6 separate regions of the Homo sapiens genome follow, and all the other regions are linked to region 4. The links are chromatin contacts, found by Hi-C or POLR2A ChIA-PET in ENCODE. All regions are on one chromosome and are shown on one strand. The core of a region is the stretch at or near the end of the contact, and the rest is flanking DNA. Distances in the headings are between cores, read along the strand shown. Region 1 has its middle 130 kb from the start of SSTR1. Region 2 holds the start of DDHD1-DT (DDHD1 divergent transcript). Region 3 holds the start of TMX1 (thioredoxin related transmembrane protein 1). Region 4 holds the start of MIS18BP1 (MIS18 binding protein 1). Region 5 holds the start of TXNDC16 (thioredoxin domain containing 16). Region 6 holds the start of MBIP (MAP3K12 binding inhibitory protein 1).

Region 1 (3,385 bases), core at 561-3,060, 7.2 Mb before region 4:
AATGTTACATGTTTTCTTGTAAAAATGTCATATTACTGATTTTTCTTCTTTAACTCATTTGCATTTTTTCAATGGACATAAAATAATATCTTTTTGTCTTTTTCCATATGGAGAGCCAATTTTCTAGAAATAGTTATTGAATAGTCCACTCACAACTCTTGGCCAGTTCTGGTCACATGGTCCTACCCAAACATGAGGGGAGTGCCCAGAAGTGGCTCCCCACTGAACATATTGGTGAACAGCAATAGTATTAAATAATTACCTACAAGGGATATGATGGTTTTAAAATATGTTCACAGATTCTTTGACACTCTTCTTTTCAAAAGATGGAGTCTAATTTCTCTTCTCTTGTGTGTAAGCTGGACCTAGTAACATGTATTCTAGTGCCAGAAGTGAGGGTGTATGATTTCCAAGATAAAGTTAGAAAAGGTACTGTGGCTTCTGTCTTACTTTCTTTTGGATCACCTGCTCTGGGGAAAGCCAGGTGTTATGTTAGAGGCTACTTGGGCAGCCTTATGGCAAAACACATGTGGCAAGGAACTGAGGCTTCTTTGTAAAAGGCAGCAGTAATTTGTCAATTATGCAAATAGCCACCATGAAAGCAGCTCCTCCCACTCTAGTCAAGCCTGGAGATGACTGCAGCCTTGGCCACTGGGATCTTCACTGCAAACTGAGGACAAGTCAAGTCCTGAGCCAGAGTCCTTAGCCACTCAGCTAAGGTGTTCCCAAACTCTCAACCCACTGAAATTCTGTGAGATGATAAGTGTTTATTTTTGTTCTAAGCCAATCAATTTTGGAGTGATTTGTTTAATGGTAATAAAGGATTAATCCATTGAGTTTCACTAAATTTGAAGGCAATGTTTATTTCAATATGATTTAAAATATAGGTTATGTGGCATAAATCACATCTAATTTGGTAGTCCTAGGAGATTATTAACCTCAAAGAAACGATTATTAATTAACCAGAGCAGGTTTATAAACTGATGGACAACCAGAGGTCTGGAAAGACATTTATATCTATTGAGGTGCTGTGGACAGGAAAAAAAAAAAAAAAAAAAAAAACAGAAACAAAAACCAAAACCTCAAACCAGTCATTACTAATAGGAACCACAATAAAAAGTTGTGTTTTGAATTTGAAAGCTCCAAATTGCCGTGACTCATTTGCTATTCGTCTGCTTCTTACATGGACAACTCCATAGAACCATGCATCCATGGAATAGGGATTGAGTAGGGATTTAATTAATTATTTATTTTTATTTAATGTCACATGATATTAGAGAATGAAACAAAGGTCCGTGTAGTCTCTAGCATAAAAATATCATCTGGTTTCCATACTTCATAAAGTTTTGGGAAGGTCAAAGTAAATAATGTGAGAAAAGGCTTTGGGAGCACAAAAGAACTGTGTTAATGTATCACCAGAATTATGTGTCAGTCAGGAAAAGCTAGGTTTTGCTGTGGTAATGGAAACTCCAAAATCGTAGGGGCTTACAACTTGTGAGCTTTAGTTTTTGTTTATGTTAGACCACTCCAAGTTGGCCATGGCTCTGTCATGTCATCTTCACTCTGAGACCCAGAAGGCAGAGTAGCCTGTAGCCAGAGGAGTGACACTTGTCATACCAAAGAGAAAGAGTCATGAAGGACTTCCTGAAAGGGCAGACTTCATGATTTGCTAGAAAGACTCAGAGCACATTACTGTGTAGTGATGATTTATTACAGCAAAATGATACAAAGTAGAATAAGCAAAGGAAAAGGTACATGGGACAAAGTTTTTTGGAGGAAAACAGGTACAAGATTCCGAGTCCTTATCCAGTGCAGTAACACAGGATGTGCTTCATTCCTCCAGTGCCAAATCGTAACAATGTGTGAAATGTCATCTACTGGGGAAGTTCACAAGACAGACTCAATGCCTAGAGTTTTTACTGAGGGATGATCACAATAGGCATCCTCTGTCCTGCATGTACCCAAATTCTGGACTCCCAGAAAGGGTTCATGGGTTCAGCATAAGCCTTATTCTTTGCACAAACAGTTTAGGTGCTGTGAGCCATCCTTATCAGGAAATGTGAGACCCTTCCTGAAATTCAAGCTCCCCAATTCCAGCTGAGGGCCAATCTTGCACACAGGTCTTTCTAAGCCAAGCAGACTCAGACCTTTTATGCTAATTCTTTCTGCAAAAACCCATATCACTCCTGTTCACATTTTCTTGCACAGAGGAGGTCACATGGCCAAAACTGACATCAAAGCAGTGAGAAAGTATAATCTTCCCACAGGAAGTGGCAGCCGATATTTTGAACTATAATACGATCTACTATAGAAACAACATGAAAAAAAGAGAGAAGAAACTGATATCTCCTACACCTATGTATATGCATACTTTATGCATATTTTCATTGTCTTGGCTCACATTATATAAATTGTTTTAATGAAATGAATTGGGCCAGGTAATCCCAGCACATTGTGACGATGAGGTGGGAGGATTGCTTGAGTCCAGGAGTTCAAGACCAGCCTAGGCAACATAGTGAGAGCCCCATCTCTATAAAAATTAGGTGGGGATGGTAGTGCATGCCTGTAGTCCCAGCTACTTGGGAGGCAGAGATGGGAGGATTGGTTGAGCCCAGGAGTTTGAGACTGCAGTGAGCCGTGATTCCTCCACTGTACTCCAGCCTAGGCAACAGAGTGAGATCCTGTCTTAAAAAAAAAAGAAAATTAGATCCCATTTGACAATTTTGGCTTTTGTTGCCATTGCTTTTGGTGTTTTAGAAATGAAGTCTTTGCCCATGCCTATGTCCTGAATGGTATTGCCTAGGTTTTCTTCTAGGGTTTTTATGGTTTTAGGTCTAACCTGTAAGTCTTTAATCCATCTTGAATTAATTTTTGTATAAAGTGTAAGGAAGGGATACAGTTTCAGCTTTCTACATATGGCTAGCCAGTTTTCCCAGCACCATTTATTAAATAGGGAATCCTTTCCCCATTGCTTGTTTTTCTCAGGTTTCTCAAAGATCAGATAGCTGTAGATATGCAGCGTTATTTCTGAGGGCTCTGTTCTGTTCCATTGATCTATATCTCTGTTTTGGTACCAGTACCATGCTGTTTTGGTTACTGTAGCTTTGTAGTATAGTTTGAAGTCAGGTAGCCTGATGCCTCCAGCTTTGTTCTTTTGGCTTAGGATTGACTTGGCTATGTGGGCTCTTTTTTGGTTCCATATGAACTTTAAAGTAGTTTTTTCCAATTCTGTGAAGAAAGTCTTTGGTAGCTTGATGGGAATGGCATTGAAGCTATAAATTACCTTGGGCAGTATGGCCATTTTCATGATACTGATTCTTCCTACCCATGAGCATGGAATGTTCTTCCATTTGTTTGTATCCTCTTTTATTTCCTTGAGCAGTGG
Region 2 (3,265 bases), core at 732-3,231, 7.9 Mb after region 4:
TATATTACATACGTAATATTTGCTGCATGCACTGGCAGATATTTACGGTCACCTTCCTCCTATTCTAACTATAAACCCGTCTGTGTTGTTGTCTAATAAATACTGTTAACACTCATATCACACGTAAGTACCAACCATAGTTCCAAGCCCTTGAAGTATATTTTCTAATTTACTTTCACAACAATCCCGTGAGGTAGGTACAATTTCTCCCCTTTTACAAATGAGGAAGACGAGGCATAGAAATGGTAATTTTTCAAGGTTAAGATGCAAACACAAAAATATGTAAATGAGGACCTAAGAGACAGAATCCAGTATTCCACCGAGGGAGCGGAGCCACTTGCCAGAGCTGCTTCACGCAGTGCTTTCCACCTCTCCGAACACACCCAGTGGGAACAACCTATCTCCTTTCCCTCCAGGGATTCTTTTACTTTTCCTGAACCCATAACTAAGCTGTTGATTCTCGAGCAGATCCTCTCAAACCTTCCTACTCCAGAAGACGTGCCGCTATTTAAATCATAGGCTGTTTAGGGTAAATGAGACAGAACCAGATCCCCAGGTGGACAAAGCTGGTAGGATCACGAAATTAAACCTCGGGCTGCGGATCCGGTCCTGGATCACTTCCAGGGGATGGCAGCAGCACCCGGCTCACCCAGGAGGCGCTACCCCCGAAGGTATCCAGTCCTCCTGACCCCAGGCAGCTTGGGTTTTGCCATCTGCTCGTTTACCCTTCAGCTGCCGACGCTCCCTGCTCAATCTCCATCCTGCCCCAGCCAAACGCCAGGCCTCACGCGCCTCCCTCTTCGCGGCGACCAGTCCCAAACCCACACCGGTGCGCATCGGCCCATGCAGGGGCAGCCCGTCCTGCCCTAACCCCGGCCCGCTACTCACGGTTCCAGTACACCGGGTAGCACTCTCCTTGGGTCACATCCACCTCGTAGAGGCCGCCCCGCACGCACACAGGCTCGATGTTCACAAGCTCCACCATCTCCGGCTCGTGCCCCGTCGTACTCTGGCAGAAGCCGCAGGCGCGGTCCTCATCGTCATCTTCTCCGGAACTGGAGGCTGGGCCCGTGGGGGAGCACACATGGTCGCCGTCCCGGTCCCCGCCCTGGGGCCGGGCACCCGTGGTCTGCAGCAGGGTCCGGAAGGCGAGCTCGATGCGGAGCGAGTCGTAGCCGATGAAGGGCTTCCAGGTCTTCTTGTCCTCCTTGTAGAACCAGCGTACCTCCTCCGGGCCCAGCTCCGTCACTACCTCATAGCGGTGCCGGGCCGCCGGGCCGCCAAGCCGGGTACGTTTCCTTTCCCCGGGGGACCCTCCTGTCGCGCCGCCGCCCCCCGAGTTCGTCGGGACCAGCGGAGGCTGCTGCGGCGGGTGCAGCGACAAGGAGCTGCCGCCGCCGCCGCTCTCACCCTCGCTGTAGTAGCGCAGCGAGGAGCCCGACTCGGCGGAGCTGAAGTCATAGTTCTCGTCACTGAGGCAGGGGTCCAGCGCGAGGTGGTGGTTGTGGTCGTCGGTGCCCGGCGCCAAATGCAGCCCGGGTTCCCCGCGCAGCAGGGCCAGGGGCACGTCGCCGTCGTCCGGGTCCCCGCCGGGCAGGTGCTCGAAGCAGCAGACGCCGCCGCCGAACGCTGGCCTCGCGTCTGAGCCCAGCTCCCAGGCGCCGCCGCCGCCGCCTCGGCCGTTATGCTCGGGGCTCCGTGGGGACCCGCGGCCCGGGTAATTCATGCTGTGGAGACGCCGCCGGCTGTCCGGCGGCGCGCGGAGCCGTGACCCCCAGCGCTTCCGCCACACATTCAACGCCGCCGCCCTCTCCACCCGAAGTTTCTAATCTTTCAAATCCCGACCCGAGCTGCGGCGGCAGCGGCGACCGCTCCGCCCCCACGAGACCCGCAGCCGCCGCAGCTGCGTTCTGCCGCCGGCCCCATTGTCACGCAGCCCGACGTAGGCGGTGCTTCGGCCCCCGCCCCGCCCCCCGGCCGCGTGCGCCGCCCCGGAAGCCCGGGCTGCACCGGCGCCGCGCGCGGGGTTCCCCCCTGCCCCTCTGGCTGGGAGGGCAGGGTGGTGTCAGGTCGCCCGCCGCTCTTGGGCCTCCTCGGCTCCCTTCCTCCTTCCTTGCGGTCTTCATGCACAGCTGCCTCGGTCCCCCGCTTCTGGAATTCACAGCCCAGATGTGGATAGGCTTTACCCCACTCATCCTTACAATGTGGGTCATGAGCCCAGAGCCTTAAGCTACGTGTTAGGAGGGCCCCAGGATGTAGGATTCAGCATTGCTCTTTTTGACCTTAGGCCCTACTGCGGCCTCGCCTGGACGTTTTGTCACCTGGCCCTGGTGCCTCCAGACAGAACCAGGACGCATAGGTGGGTGGATACGAGGGCACTCCACCCCACACCCATCACTCACCTTGGTGTCACCACTCCCACTGGGAAACTGGAATCTAAACCTTGCTTCATATGCCATCTCATATTATTACTTATCTTTTGATGCTTGGATTTCCTGTTTTCTCAACCTCATTGCTAGGCCCTTGATGGAAACCAAGTCCATGTCAGCCTCTCCCACACAGTGGGTGCGCAATCAGTCTTAGTTGATTATAATGATGTCAAGTCCAACCAGCTGTGGTAAAGAGTGTTCGATTGAGAGGTAGAAAACAACCAGGTTCTAGATTTAGCTTTGCTAACCATCCACAGGCAAATCACATAATCTTCCTGATCTTTTTGGTTTCCTCATCTGTAAAATTAAGATTCTTGGACCAGATGATATCTAAAGTTCCTTCTAGCAATGGAATTCTATGAACTTTAAGGTTTCTTCCAGATTTTTATGCATCTCTGATTCTGTAACTCATATTCTGGGATCAAGTTGAATACAGAGGCTCCCTTATGTGGGTCTTTTTTATTTAAAAAAAATTATTTTGTAAGCACATCACCCTATGTTGAGAATCCAGAGAAAAACCATCTCCAACCTCAGTGTTTTCATTTTAAGAATAGACAGTCTTCACTATTTCTTTTACTCTCTGGTGGAATCAGATTGGTAGGGCAATTTTTCTTGCTCCTGAGATGTAACCTGTCAGACATTATTACTCTGTCATTATTTAAATCAAGACTATCTGAAGTTTGTACAGGGCCTTTGTAGGAATTTGAAAAAAGGCATTGCTTCCTGTGGGCAGATACAGAGCGGTGTTGGAGTTGATGGCTTGTCAAGTAGAATACAGGCTGGATTTTCTGCCCCAATTAGTGCCCTTAGCTGGTTAACCTTGTGCAGTGAACAAC
Region 3 (3,368 bases), core at 674-3,173, 6.0 Mb after region 4:
TATTATATATTTTAGGGAGACATGAGACATCAATCAACATATGTAAGATGAACATTGTATTGGCCTGGAAAGGTGGGACAACTCAAAGCAAAGGCGGGACAAACTCGAAGCCAGGAAGGGGCTTCCAGGTCATAGGTGGGTAAGAGACAAATGGTGGCATTCTTCTAAGTTTCTGATTAGCCTTCCAAAGGAGGCAATCAGATATGCATTTATCTCAGTGAGAAGAAGGATGAGAGGCAGGTTTGCCCTAAGCAGTTCCCAGCTTGACTTTTCCCTTTAGCTTAATGATTTTGGGGCCCCAAGATTTCTTTTCCTTTCACCAGCTATTACATACCCAAGAGATGTTTAGCAAGGAGTTGAATACATATGCCTGTAGTTCCCAGAAGGATCAGAGTCTGAATGATATACAGTTGAATACATATGCCTGTAGTTCCCAGAAAGATCAGAGTCTGAATGATATACAGTTGAATACATATGCCTGTAGTTCCCAGAAAGATGAGAGCCTGATGATATGAAGAGAAAGGTGGCGGGAGATGGGGGGCGGGGGGCAGTAAAGCATCCTGGAGATGCCGATGTCCGGAAGTAAAGGAGGACCAGCCAAGAAGTTTGAGAAGAATCAGCTACTGTAGGACAGAAAAAAAAGCGAGCTGCCCAGACAGCAAGATAGTAAAGTGTTTCAAGGGTGTGGTAGAATGGGGCTAGGAGTCATGCTAGATGCATTGAGAAGAAACAATTGGGATTTATCTTGCTGGTCGCTGGTGTCCTTGAGAGGGCTATTCAGTGGAGGGGTGGGGAAGGGGACTAATTGGGGTTAATTAAGTTGAAAAGGTGAGGTAAGATAGTGGCAACTATTTCCTTGAGACTTAGTCTCTCTCTATAGCCCAGATTGGAGTGCAGTGGAATGATCTCGGTTCACTGCAACCTCCGCCTCCCGGGTTCAAGCGATTCTCCTGCCTCAGCCTCCTGAGTAGCTGGGACTACAGGCGCCTGCCACCACGCCTGGCTAATTTTTGTATTTTTAGTAGAGACGGGGTTTCACTATGTTGGTCAGGCTGGTCACAAACTCCTGACCTCAAGTGATCCGCCTGCCTTGGCCTCCCTGTTTTGCTAGGATTACAGGCGTGAGCCACCGCACCTGCAACTATTTTCATTTGACTGATGGGGCAGTGCACATTTTGGTTTGCATTTGTATTTACGAATGTTTGAGAGAAAAAACTCAAATATCTTACAAGCCTATGTGTCTGGTTCCATTTTGAAGTACTGACCTAGGATCTCTGTACCTACTGAATTTTTTTTGAGAGATAACATACACCTGAAAGTGCATAAAGTGCACTGTCTTAAAATGTACAGCTTGATCCTTCTTTAAAAAAAATCATATACGTACGCCCATGTAACTACTGTTCATATCTAGATGTTGAACACCTCCAACACATCCAACATAACCATAATGTTCCTCTGCACCTTCCCTGTCTATAATCTCTCAGAAGTAAACCAATATTCCGACTCCTATAAAATCCATTAGCTTTACTACATGTTTCAAAGAAAACAAATGAGAACTCTGAAGGACATTTAATTGGAAAACTGCTTTAGCACATTATAAACTTACCAATTTGCTTGTAAACGCTAACCATTTGGCGCCAAAATCCTGGGAGGGTCTTTTAAACCGTTCTTCCTCAAAGCACCGCCCCACTTTTTACACCACGCCTCCTTTTGCTCTGTTCCTTCCCCCACAATATTGGGACACCCTAGGCGGTAGAAGCAGCCGCTTTTCTGTCATGCGCATTGCGGAGAGTCGTTCTTCCCTCTTTCCCGACTTCACCACTCACTGGGATCAGACCCCTGTCATGCGCATTGAGAGTCCTCTAGACAGGCGCTCCTCGCAGCACCGTAGTGCGCTTGCGCTGAGCAGCCCGCGAGGGCGGAAGTGGGAGCTGCGACCGCGCTCCCTGTGAGGTGGGCAAGCGGCGAAATGGCGCCCTCCGGGAGTCTTGCAGTTCCCCTGGCAGTCCTGGTGCTGTTGCTTTGGGGTGCTCCCTGGACGCACGGGCGGCGGAGCAACGTTCGCGTCATCACGGACGAGAACTGGAGAGAACTGCTGGAAGGAGACTGGATGATAGAATTGTGAGTGCGGGGCGGCCAGGGTCCTACGTCCGTGCCTGGACACACGACTTCACCCCGCACGTTCCTCGTGCGGGTCGCAGGCTCCCCAGGACTGCGCCTCCGAGTTGCGGAGCGAGCGTCCCCGACTTCTGCAGCTCCCCAAACTCTTGGGATCTGCCGCCAGCTTGGTCCCACCCCCTCGTCTCTTACCCGTGAATGTTAAGTTTCTTCTGGGGTGCACCCTCGTTTCGTTTCTTGGGTTGTGGTGCGCCCAAAGGGTTAGTGCCAATGCGAATTCTGACATTTTTCATGACTTTGAGGATGCGACTGGGGCGCGGGGAGGGAGGTGTCCGACTCGTGTCTAAGTAGTTAAAGTGATTCTTCACAGACTTCTACACTTATTTTCACCACATTTTACATAAGAGAATATTGAGCAAAATTTCTCCTCTCGTTTTGTCTGTCCTTAAAAGATAGTCTCTTTATGGTGTTGGAATTTGGCGCTTTTAAGCTTTTTTTAATGGATTGGGTACGTTTCTTTTTTATTGTAAATACTGAGTCAATTCAAGTTGGGTTATTTTTAAGTTTTCGTTTTCTCTTTTTGCCTCCTCTTTTGCTTTCTCTTTTTTTCACTCCTCATCTCATTTTTCCTTTGGGTGTCTTTGTAGTGTAGAGAATACCTTGGGTTGTGACTCCTAGGTCTTTGTAAATGGTATTACATTAAAAGATAATGTATTAATGTATACACTCTCAAGAGCGCCAGGTCATCATTTATTGCTCGAACGAAATCATGTATTTTGTGTGGTGATTTCAATTTAATAATATCTGTTCTGCCGCGGTGGGAAATAAAGTATCTGTCTTTGCTTTAGATGCTAAGTCGTTGTTGATGGTGGTATTATACATATTAGCAGTATTTACTGATAATAGTAAAAGCATAATTATTAACAGTGTACTGGACACCACTAAGCACCTTTACACGAATACCATATTTAATTCCCTACAAATTCTCTATGACAGGTGTTTTTCACGTTTTACAAATGAGTAACAAGATACCTAAATACTTTAGTTAACCTATGCAGATATTGCTGTGCTGGCTTTCTTTGGGTCTTCAGAGTAGGCATACAATAATTGTTGTTAGAACACCTTCTTCTTTAAAAAGGTTCAGCTGGAAGTGGCGTACGCTACCCAGGAGATTGAGGTATGAGGATGACTTGAGCCCAGGGGTTCAAGAGATCCTGGGCAACTAGCAAAATAAATAAGTAAATAAATAA
Region 4 (3,281 bases), core at 267-2,766:
ACCTAATAAATCAACTTTAAAAAATATACAAAACAGAAAATGGTCATGGGACATGAAAGGTGATTAATAGAATACAAAAGGCCAATAAACGAGTTGTGACACCTGATTTTACTAATAAATGGAGATGCAAACTAAAACAGTGAGATTTCTTTTTCATATCACATTGGTAAATATTAATTTCAAAATGCAAGTATGCATACTATTGACACGGAAATTCCACTTCTAACTTGTTTTTTCCTATAGAAACATCTGCGTAAGAATGCAAATATATATGTACCATAATTGCCGATATTTACTGAATATTTACATGCCAGCCACTATATAATCTAACAGCAACTCTAAAGAGTTAAGTACTGTTATTACTCCCAATTTGAAAAAAGAGAAATTAAGGTATAAGGTGGTTAAGTAAGCTGCCCAAGGTCACTTGACAATAAGTGAGAAAGAGGAACCGATTCTACCCGACTCCATAGCTTCAGTTATTTACCAACAGGCAACAGTCTACACACCCACTACACAGGGAAGTTCACTGCAGCATAAAATGAAATGAAACAACCCAGATGTCTACCAATAAAGGACAAAATAAATCCCGCCACATCCATACAATTTACTCTATGTATTCAATAAAAAGATATATATGTACTTATATGGAAAAGTATCCAAGAAACATTAAATTGAAAAAGAAAGTAACAACATAGAATTGCATTTGTTTAAAAAAATTTTTAAGTAAATAAATAAAACACATACAGGCATAGAGAAAAACTCTGGAAGCGGTGAACCAAATTGTAAACAGTGTTTATCTTTGAAGGCCAGGATGAAGTGGCCTACCATTTTCTTGAACTCCTGAGCTCAAAAGATCCACCCGCCTCGGCCTCCCAAAGTGTGGGATCACAGGCGTGTGCCACCGCGCCCGACCATTTTCTAAATAATTTTATTAACATCTAAAGATGTTTGCAACAAGCATGCAATTTAACCAGAAGAAAACATAAGCTGAATGATCAACTGCTTCTATAGCCCTGTGGGTCCTGGGGTCCCAAGGGGAAGAGTTGGGTACTGAGGAATACAATTTTCCCACTTGGTATTCTAAAAAAAAAAAAAAAAAATTTATTTTAGAACAAAGACCTAGAACGCTCACCATCGAAATAAATTTGAGCAATCGTGTTCTACTCTCTTAAGTACAGTAGACACGCAACAAGTAAACATCGAGTGCGAAGTATAAAATCCGTACCAAAGCCAGAAATCTACAAAAAAAATAAATAAAACCGCGTGAGCCGAGATGCTTAAAGGGCAGACGCCCACCATCTGCGGGGACCCGCGGTAGGAGGTTAGCGGAGGGCGCGGGGAGGACGTACCTTGGATGAAGAGCCTGGCAGGGAGAGACTGCCGCAGTTCCGGCTCGGCTCCGCGCGGAGAGAGGGCCGCACGCCGCCGGGCTCGCGCCTCAGGCCCACGGTGTATCCTGCCCGCGGCGGCCAGGCGCCAAGCGACGCTTACCTCCTCCGCGACGTTCTCTAACACACAAAACACTTCCGCAATTCAAATTTGAAGAGCCCGCCCTCCAGCCAGCCCGGGATTGGCACGCTCGGGAATTGCGCCACCGTGCGTCTCACAGGGACGCAAGAAAACTGCAGGCGGCCTCTGCACTCCGTGGACGGCAGTGTGTCCACAAAAAGTAGGCGACCCTAAGCTGTCACAGGCAGGGGGCGAGCTCCTCTAGTTGTCTTCAAAGTTCGTTTCGTCTTCGTAGGGCACGCGCCCACCCTGAATCCCGCCTTTCCTCTCGTGAAGCTCTGCCGGGACAAGGCTGACGTGGGACGACGTGGGACGCCGTGGGCCGCGAGCACGCCCCGGCACTACTGCGGCTAAGTTTGGCCTTTCCTGGTTGCCGTCCTCCCCTACAGGCTGTGCGCCGTAGCGGCTGTTATCCTTCTTTTCCGTCTCAGGAAAACAGCGTGCTTGGTGGGTTTGAGAGAACTTCTGTTTTTCTGTCCTCCATGTTTGAGGCGGAGAAAGAACATTTTGTTCTTGAGGTGATGATGGATTGAATGTAAAGTTACGCACAAAGTGGGATGTTTAGTTGGAACTGTTCCCTCAGGAAATACGATTTTTTGGGCGTGGGGGACAGGGTTTCGCTCTGTCGCCTAGGCCTGAGTGCAGTGGCGCAATAACGGCTCACTGCAGTCTGGAACTCCAAGGGATCTTCCCACCTCAGCCTCCGAGTAGCTGGAACTACAGGCGCGCGCGACCATGCTTGGCTTATTTTTATTTTGTAGAGAGGAGGTCTCACCATGTTGCCCAGCCTAGTCTGGAACTCCTGGGTTCAAGCGATCCTCCATCTCGGCCTCCCAAAGTGCCAGGATTACAGGCAACCGCACCGAGCCAGGAAGTGATTAATTTTTTTTTAAGTCACTTCACATTCCAGAAACATTAATCTCGACAACTCTAGGTTGCTGTAAGCAGCTTGTGACGGTGGCCCCCAGACTGCGTCCCGCTTTAGACTGCACCCAGTGAATCTCCACTCTAACCACCGCGGAGTGACCGGGTGTATTCTTCGCCTTGTATAGGGCACATTGGTTCAGTCTTGAAAGTAGAGAAGGGGAAGCCAGGGTAGTAAGGTGTGTTCTCAGCCCTGAACCCTGTCCAACTCCAGTCCTGCATGAAGTCTGTCCTCTTCCCCCCATCCGCATTTGTGACAACAGAGCTTCTTTTTATTTTATACTTCCATCTAAGAAAATTAGTCAACTTCTAGTCACATACCACATTTCCCCATTAAGAGGCTTTACTGAAAAGGTGGTAATTTTTTTTTAAAGTGACTTTTGCAGTCCCTTCTAAATCCTGCATGTACTAAATTTTGTACACACTGAATAATCAAAATCCAAAATATAAATTTAAAACATCCACGTGAATGCAAATAAGGAAAAACAGTTGGAGGTAGGGGGAAAGGAAGCAAACTTACCTGGATAAAATGAAGTTTCTTTCTTGTACACCATAATGAGAAAATGGTTGGACATGGATTTGCACTACTTTTTTGGGAAAAACCCACCTTAAAACAGGTTAAATGGCATGTATGAAATATACTTTGATAGAGGAAGTTTGAAGGGATGGTCATTCAGATTTTAAAGCACCTGAAATTGAGGTATAGGACGTTTCTGTGCCTGATGAAGATGGCCGTGGCTCACACATTTAGACAAAATAGGAACCCTGAAGTATTAACAGCAGGCACTCAGAAATGCACACTTTTTTTAAATTAGCCACTTCTCATGTAAGAAGGAAGTAGTATGTAG
Region 5 (3,143 bases), core at 1-2,500, 7.3 Mb after region 4:
GGGCAAAGCATATGACAAAGGCCAGCCTGGACAATATAGTGAAACCTCGTCTCTACCAAAAAAAAAAAAAAAATCAGCCGGGCATGGTGGCTCCAGTGCCTGTAGTCCCAGCTACTTGGGAGGCTGAGGTGGGAGGACTGCTTGTGCCCAGGAGGTGGAGGTTTGTAGTGAACTGTCACTACAGCCTGGGCGACAGAGCGAGACCCTGCATGAAAAAAAGGAAAAAAAAAAAAAAAAGCATAGGACAAAGGATGGTGAGGTAAGAAAAGCTGGGTCTTTGTTGCTCCAATAAACGTAGCAATGTCTTTCACAAGGATACTGAATTCGTAATGTGCTGTGTATTCTAAAGAAAACAAATTATTTCCTTTTAATTTTGCACTACTTGCTAATCTTATTTCCAAATAGGAAAAAAAAAAGTCAACAACTATGTGCCGGCCCAATATACGTTAGTCGATCTGATTATTCCTCGGTTCTTCACAGCAGTAACACAGCATGTATTTTCTCTCTCAGGCCCAGGAATAGCGCCACCATCTACCATACACAGGTCCAAGGCTTCGATACATGTGGAATTTAAACAGTACAGAATATTCTACTTCCTCTCCAGGCAATCATCATACTTACAAGTCTGTTTCTGCCTTTTTCCCAAAACTTAAGCCCAGAGCATCTTCCCAAATTCTACGTTTGAAAGAACCAGCTTCCCCCTGCTCACAGATCGCTTCAACATCCATCTGATACTACTACTACTCTTCCTTAAGAGACATTTCCCTTGGCCTTGGGAGGAAAGGGTCTTTCACTTAAGAGCTCCGATTCTCCCCGTCGCCCCTTTCCATCCCCTCGACCCACAAAGGGCTCCGGTGTTTCCCGCCGTTCATGCAGCGAAAAGAGAAAGCAAAATGCCCTCAGGAGGCTCCAGGTGAGGCCCTTCGGTGCCCCAGAGACGGGTGTCTTAAGTCAGACTCCGGAGCTGTGCAGTGCAGCCCTGGCTACAGAAAGCTGCTTCGTCTGAATCCCCGGGTCTGCAGGCAGAGCCCACAGCCTGAAGGGCCAGCGCTGTCACCTACCTGCCCGGGACCTGCGGGCGGGGACCTGGGCCGTTCCCGAGGCCGCGCGGCCAACAGTTCCCGCCGCCACGCGACGGAGGAGGAGGCAGAAGACGGGGCCGTGCCAGACTAGCCGGGTAGCCTGGAACCACTTCGCCAACCTGCAAAGGCGTAGCACTTCTCCCTCCCAGCCTGCAGCCGCCACCGACTCGGCGGAGTCGGCCTCCTGGGAAAAAACAACCTGCGAAGCTCCTCCTTCTCCTCGTGCTCCCTACGCGAGGCACTCTCTAACCAATGGGAAACGTGGTGGGCGGAGCGAGAGTGACAGACGATTACAGAGTCCTCCCGCCGGCGCGAACGGGCGGTGCAGTAGCAGGGCCAATCAGCAGCGTGGGTGGGAAGTACAGGGGCGGGAGAAAGTAGGGAAATTACGCGCCCAATCAGATCTCGGGGCCCTCGAGCGACGGGTCCTGCGGCCCGTGGCCTTCCGAGCGCGGCGCTCAGGGGGCGTGCCTGCCTGGGCCAATCGGCGCGAGCCCACAGTGCGGAGCGAGCGCCTCAAATGCTCGGGTTTCTCAGCTGATTGTCTCCAGCCGAGAGTTGTTTTTTGCAGCTACGGAGCCGAGCCGCAGCAGGAGGAGCCGAGACCCCCGGGGGGTGGGGGGAAAGAGGAGGCGGGGTCCGGGGGAGCCGCGGCTGCTTTGCGCTGGACTCCGGGTCCCGTCACGGCGCTTCCTGGGGTTAGAGGCTGGGGTGGGTGGGGGGTAAGGGGGCAGTCCTTCTCCCCTTCGACGGCGGCTCCGAGTCCAGCCCCTTCCTTCCCGCGCTCGCTCGCCCGGCCCCCAGCCCCCTCATGAGGGTGTCCGTGCCGGGTCCGGCGGCCGCTGCCGCCCCCGCAGCCGGCCGCGAGCCCTCCACGCCCGGCGGGGGCAGCGGAGGCGGAGGCGCCGTCGCTGCAGCCTCAGGCGCCGCGGTGCCGGGCTCCGTGCAGTTGGCGCTGAGCGTCCTGCACGCCCTGCTCTACGCCGCGCTGTTCGCCTTTGCCTACCTGCAGCTGTGGCGGCTGCTCCTGTACCGCGAGCGGCGGCTGAGTTACCAGAGCCTCTGCCTCTTCCTCTGTCTCCTGTGGGCAGCGCTCAGGACCACCCTCTTCTCCGCCGCCTTCTCGCTCAGCGGCTCCCTGCCCTTGCTCCGGCCGCCCGCTCACCTGCACTTCTTCCCCCACTGGCTGCTCTACTGCTTCCCCTCCTGTCTCCAGTTCTCCACGCTCTGTCTCCTCAACCTCTACCTGGCGGAGGTAAGGCGGGAGGGCCGGCATGCGGGGCCCGGGCGGGTGCGCGGGGCCGCCGGGATCAACTCCCGCTGAGGACCAGCGGGGGCGGGGGGTGGGCAGCGAGAGGCGGACTGGAAACCAGCCTGGGGAAACTGAGGCACACCTGGAGTGTGAGCCAGTGTTTTCGCCTTAAACTTAAGTGGCTGATTGGCTTGATTACTGAGGGGTTCGGGCTAGGGGGTGAGTGAGTGAGTGTGTGTGTCTGACAACTTAAAACAGCAACGGAACGAACCCTTTGTTCGGTGTTCTGGCCCTCCGAGGTAAGGCGTTGGTGGCACCAACAAAGTGGCATCGCAAGAAGTAGCAGCCCCGGTGGCTCTGCCGAAGCCGGACTGTGTTGAGGGAGGTTGGATGCTGAGGTAGCAGCAGCTCTGCTGAAGCTGGACTGCTGCCAGCCATTACGTCACCAGGCAGAGCTGTTCCTCTGCTATTGTTGCTGCGTTTCTTTTATTAGAAGCTTATATTCCCTCCTGCATCTCCTTTCCTGTGGCTCGATAAGCCTCACATAAATTTCGTTCGATAGTTCCCCAGCAGGGTTGATGATCAATAACCAATGCTGAGGATCAGGATAAGGACCTCCATAAAGCCCTTAATGTTTGCCCCAGTTGCTTCGTGCTTTAGCGGTTTATCCTACCTCCTATTAGCATAGTCTTTTTTGGAGCTAATTAAGAGAAAAAAATACTAGCTTAACCTGTGCCTATTGCAGAAACAAAACCACCAAACTGTTTTTGCAATAACTTGCTTAATATCTGGAACCTAATCACACCCCC
Region 6 (3,320 bases), core at 759-3,258, 8.9 Mb before region 4:
TTGGTAAGATGGACCATCCAGAGGCAAGCAAAAAGGTTAAAATTAGTAAATTTTGTGATCTTAAGTAAAAAATTATTTTTAACATTCAGTTTTATGTTTCCTACTGAGGAGATCTAATAATACAACGATACTTAGGGATGACACAGGATGAAGTTAGGCATGTTACAACATACATTCTAAATATCCTTTAAAGTGGTTGCAAAAGAAAATACTGATTTCTCTGGGGGCAATTTTATAAGTATGGAACTCTAATTTTCACTCTTAACACTTCTCAAAATATAGAGTATTATGAAAACAGTTTGTATTTAATTGATGAAACAATCATATTTTTGACACTTGTATAGGAGGTCCCTTCACTGTGTCATGGTAAAGTAACCAAATATTTACTGTGAACATTTTTGACAGGTGACATAAGTAAATTGTAATCACTTCTTTACTTGTACAGTACTTGAATGTTTAAAATTTTCTAATGAGTTTGAAAAATTCAGTATGCAAAATATTTCAAAAGAAATGTTTAAATCATTGCTCAGTATTTTTTAAAAATATTCCATCTTCTGTTAACAGGTGAGAATAAACTTTTTTCATCTTGACATTATAAAATAAATAAACTTAAGTTCCAACGTCGCCATAAAAAGTTCTCTAACTTTTAAACCATTTAAACGTCTTGGGTCTTAAGAATGGAATGTTAATAACAAAACACCCCAAGTCTTTAAAAAATGTTTTTGGTAAGTACTTGGCAAACAACTGAATTTAAAAGTTATATCTTTAAGCAGACTCCATTAATAACTGCGTCATTTCATAAAACCGTTTAACTTACAGTAATGTTCTTTGTAAGACACAACATACTACGATTTTTAAAAATAGTAACTTCTTAAAAGACTGATTCTCCATCTACTCAAGGCTTTAAAAATAATTTTCACAAATCAGACAAATGTTCTATTTTCATAGGAATTTACCATTATCTTTGACACAAATGCCTGCTTTGTCCACTTGCGCTAGTACCAGCCCCAAAACAAACTTTTACGGCTAGAAAATGGTCTATGTAAGATAGAAAATATTTCCTTTTAAAAGGCAGGTAAACAAGCATACTTTTAAATTGTTTCTCATTTAAAACTTGAATTTTACACCATGAAACGAAACAGTGACTTGATCGAAGAAGCCCATTTCAATTTAAAACCAATTTTACTATGACATTTCTGCAAAAGCGATTTATCAGCCAGTTAAACTAGTTAATAGTTAAATAACGACAGTTCTAACGCCAACAGCATTTTACGCTAGAAGTATTTTAAATGAATTCCTTTTACTTTTCTCCCCATTTGAAAGGATTATAGATGCGCAAAACAGCCCGAAGGAAAAAAGAAATAAACAAAACCAAGTAACTCATAAGAACAAATTACTCCCTCCCCCACCAAAAAAAGCTAATAAGCGCGCGCTTTTCTATAAATCTCAGGCCTACTGACCAACCAATTCCCATAAAGAGTAAGTTGGAGGAAAAAGGACCCTGAACGCTAAGCGCCTCCTAAACTCGCAGTGAAGCTTTTCCACATTCATTCTCTCCAAGCCTGCCTCTCTCGGAGCCGGGTTTTCACTTAGGCCAACCTCACCCACTCTTGGGGAGGACAGCTGCAAGGTAAACGACTCTGCAACCGGTACCGCCGTCCTCCTCACTCCGACCGAGGAGGCTGGGCCCGGGCTCCTTCCACACCTCGGCTTCGGGACCGCATCCCACACCTCTGCAGGCCTAGCTGCCCCCGGCCTCTGCTAGAGAAAAAGAATGGCGAGGAGGGACCGGATGGTTTCCATATTCCCAGTCCCTCAGGCCACCTCTCACCTGTCCAACCAGGGTGTGTAGGGAGCGAAAGATTTCGTAGAGCACCTCTCGGGAGAGGTTGGGTCTGCATCTTCGCTCCAGGTTCCTGTCACCGCTGCTCGGGCGATTAAGCTCCGTGGCAGCAGCCATGATATCTTCTCAGGCCGCCCCACCACCACCACCACCAAGATTTGCTCACAACCCCGCCCCCTCCCTTCCAGCTTTAGTCGCTTGGCGATGACGTAAGACACGGAGTCTGGTTTAGATCGGGCTTTGAGGCCCCACCCTCTCTATGTGAATGACAAGCACGTTACACCAATCAGTTGCAGCTGTGACATTGCGCCGAGGCTCTGAAGTGGGTAATTGCAGACCACAGCTAGGCTGGAATGCTGTGTTTGGGGTGGTCATTAGAGTCGTGGTCTCTTTAGCGTTATGAAGCCTACCTTGACTCCTAGGTGTTCATTGTGAATCTTGGTAAGAGGAGACATAGTTAAATTTTGTAGTTTGAGTCCAAAAAGTAAAAGTTGACATTTTAACATGGCGGTGTGGAGTGGGTCTGGAGGAAGCTTGCTGGTCAGGGATGGAGTGGTGCCCACACGTGTTTCTAAACATTGGAAAACTCACACGGAATTATCATGATTGGATAGAACATTTTCATCTCTTCAAGTTTGTTGTTGTTGTTTTGGAGACAGAGTCTCACTCTGTCGCCCAGACTGGAGTGCAGTGGCACTACCTCGGCTCACTGCAACCTCCGCCTCCCAGGTTCAAGCGGTTCTCCTGCCTCAGCCTCCTGAGTAACTGGGACTACAGTTGATATTCTCTGTTTTAACTGTAGAGACGCTTAACCCTAAAATTGTTTCAAAGAAATGAAACACTGTCAATATAATTCCAACAGGAATTTAACCTGGATAAATAATATCATGCAACCACAATCTTTGAAATTAGGACATAAAACCGAATTCAAATTTTACAAAGTATTATTTATCATAATAGCTTTATTATAACGATGTTTGTGGGGTTTTGTAATCTTTTAGTCAGACTCCGATATTTTTAAAAAGTGTTATCCAATTAAAGTATTACAATAATTTTTAGTGTTAAGCTTTATTCAAAAACACTTTAAGAAATCAACATCAGCTTAGAGATAAGGAAGGTGGGATTTAAAACTCGTAATTCTGTTAATAGTCTAATGCATTTACAGTAGAGAAAGCAAAGGTGGAAACTTGCACAATGTGTATTCTTTAGTTTTAGGGTAGACTAAATTAAAGGGAAGGACTAATGCATCAAGGAACTAAGATAAGGACGATGGGGATAAAAACTCCTTTGACCTGTCCCTAGGGAGTCTCTTAATTAGGCTTTCATTTCCAAAGACAAATGGGATCACCAGGCTTGACAGAATCTTGGGAAATCTTTTCTGTTCCCTTGTTGGCAGCAAGATATACAACTGACATTCCAGCCTATTTCTACAGGCAGAAAAATACTTCACAATGTCCAGTCTCAAATTGAGCAACCT

The links. Hi-C counts contacts between places; a loop is a spot of excess contacts on that map. ChIA-PET counts read pairs that join two places held with the same protein, here RNA polymerase II (POLR2A). Pooled maps may share reads with other maps.
Region 1: a loop to region 4 is called in a map of naive thymus-derived CD4-positive, alpha-beta T cell, with 12 times the contacts of the local background. The contact joins the enhancer-like site here to the promoter of MIS18BP1 in region 4. A Hi-C loop is called at or near these places in 2 of 168 maps with a recorded cell type or tissue (both naive thymus-derived CD4-positive, alpha-beta T cell) and 4 of 50 pooled maps. POLR2A ChIA-PET finds 5 or more read pairs at or near these places in 1 of 52 experiments (T-cell).
Region 2: a loop to region 4 is called in a pooled map, with 7 times the contacts of the local background. The contact joins the promoter of DDHD1-DT here to the promoter of MIS18BP1 in region 4. A Hi-C loop is called at or near these places in 1 of 37 single-sample maps with no recorded cell type and 6 of 50 pooled maps. POLR2A ChIA-PET finds 5 or more read pairs at or near these places in 1 of 52 experiments (B cell).
Region 3: a loop to region 4 is called in a map of B cell, with 9 times the contacts of the local background. The contact joins the promoter of TMX1 here to the promoter of MIS18BP1 in region 4. A Hi-C loop is called at or near these places in 1 of 168 maps with a recorded cell type or tissue (B cell) and 7 of 50 pooled maps. POLR2A ChIA-PET finds 5 or more read pairs at or near these places in 1 of 52 experiments (CD4-positive, alpha-beta T cell).
Region 5: a pooled map shows a loop between it and region 4 (12-fold over the local background). The contact joins the promoter of TXNDC16 here to the promoter of MIS18BP1 in region 4. A Hi-C loop is called at or near these places in 7 of 50 pooled maps.
Region 6: a loop to region 4 is called in a pooled map, with 8 times the contacts of the local background. The contact joins the promoter of MBIP here to the promoter of MIS18BP1 in region 4. A Hi-C loop is called at or near these places in 2 of 50 pooled maps.

Annotation. Positions count from the first base shown.
Region 1 is chr14:38,072,706-38,076,090 of GRCh38, forward strand. No RefSeq gene overlaps it. Among named protein-coding and RNA genes, the nearest start is that of SSTR1, 130 kb to the right of the region's middle. Within about 2 kb of position 1,811, at least 2 of the 41 ENCODE cell types and tissues checked have a DNase peak (open chromatin) inside an H3K27ac peak, as active enhancers do.
Region 2 is chr14:53,151,373-53,154,637 of GRCh38, forward strand. DDHD1-DT (DDHD1 divergent transcript) reads left to right here and starts at 1,982. Exons shown (of 3, transcript NR_110062.1): 1 at 1,982-2,359. DDHD1 (DDHD domain containing 1) reads right to left here and starts at 1,951. Exons shown (of 13, transcript NM_001160148.2): 1 at 889-1,951. The coding sequence starts at 1,726. RefSeq lists enhancers at 707-756, 777-976 and a silencer at 1,797-2,126.
Region 3 is chr14:51,238,324-51,241,691 of GRCh38, forward strand. TMX1 (thioredoxin related transmembrane protein 1) reads left to right here and starts at 1,924. Exons shown (of 8, transcript NM_030755.5): 1 at 1,924-2,121. The coding sequence starts at 1,970. RefSeq lists a silencer at 1,760-2,102 and an enhancer at 1,963-2,202.
Region 4 is chr14:45,251,686-45,254,966 of GRCh38, forward strand. It overlaps MIS18BP1 (MIS18 binding protein 1), which reads right to left and starts at 1,517. Exons shown (of 17, transcript NM_018353.5): 1 at 1,350-1,517. It overlaps LOC107984674 (a long non-coding RNA gene), which reads left to right and starts at 1,606. Exons shown (of 4, transcript XR_001750746.2): 1 at 1,606-1,956. RefSeq lists enhancers at 1,486-1,545, 1,646-1,825, 1,735-2,684, 1,846-2,035, 2,106-2,165.
Region 5 is chr14:52,551,255-52,554,397 of GRCh38, forward strand. TXNDC16 (thioredoxin domain containing 16) reads right to left here and starts at 1,251. Exons shown (of 21, transcript NM_020784.3): 1 at 1,062-1,251. GPR137C (G protein-coupled receptor 137C) reads left to right here and starts at 1,582. Exons shown (of 7, transcript NM_001099652.2): 1 at 1,582-2,337. The coding sequence starts at 1,894. RefSeq lists silencers at 1,772-1,841, 1,852-2,051.
Region 6 is chr14:36,318,629-36,321,948 of GRCh38, forward strand. MBIP (MAP3K12 binding inhibitory protein 1) reads right to left here and starts at 2,009. Exons shown (of 9, transcript NM_016586.3): 1 at 1,832-2,009. The coding sequence starts at 1,960. RefSeq lists enhancers at 1,698-1,957, 2,358-2,407.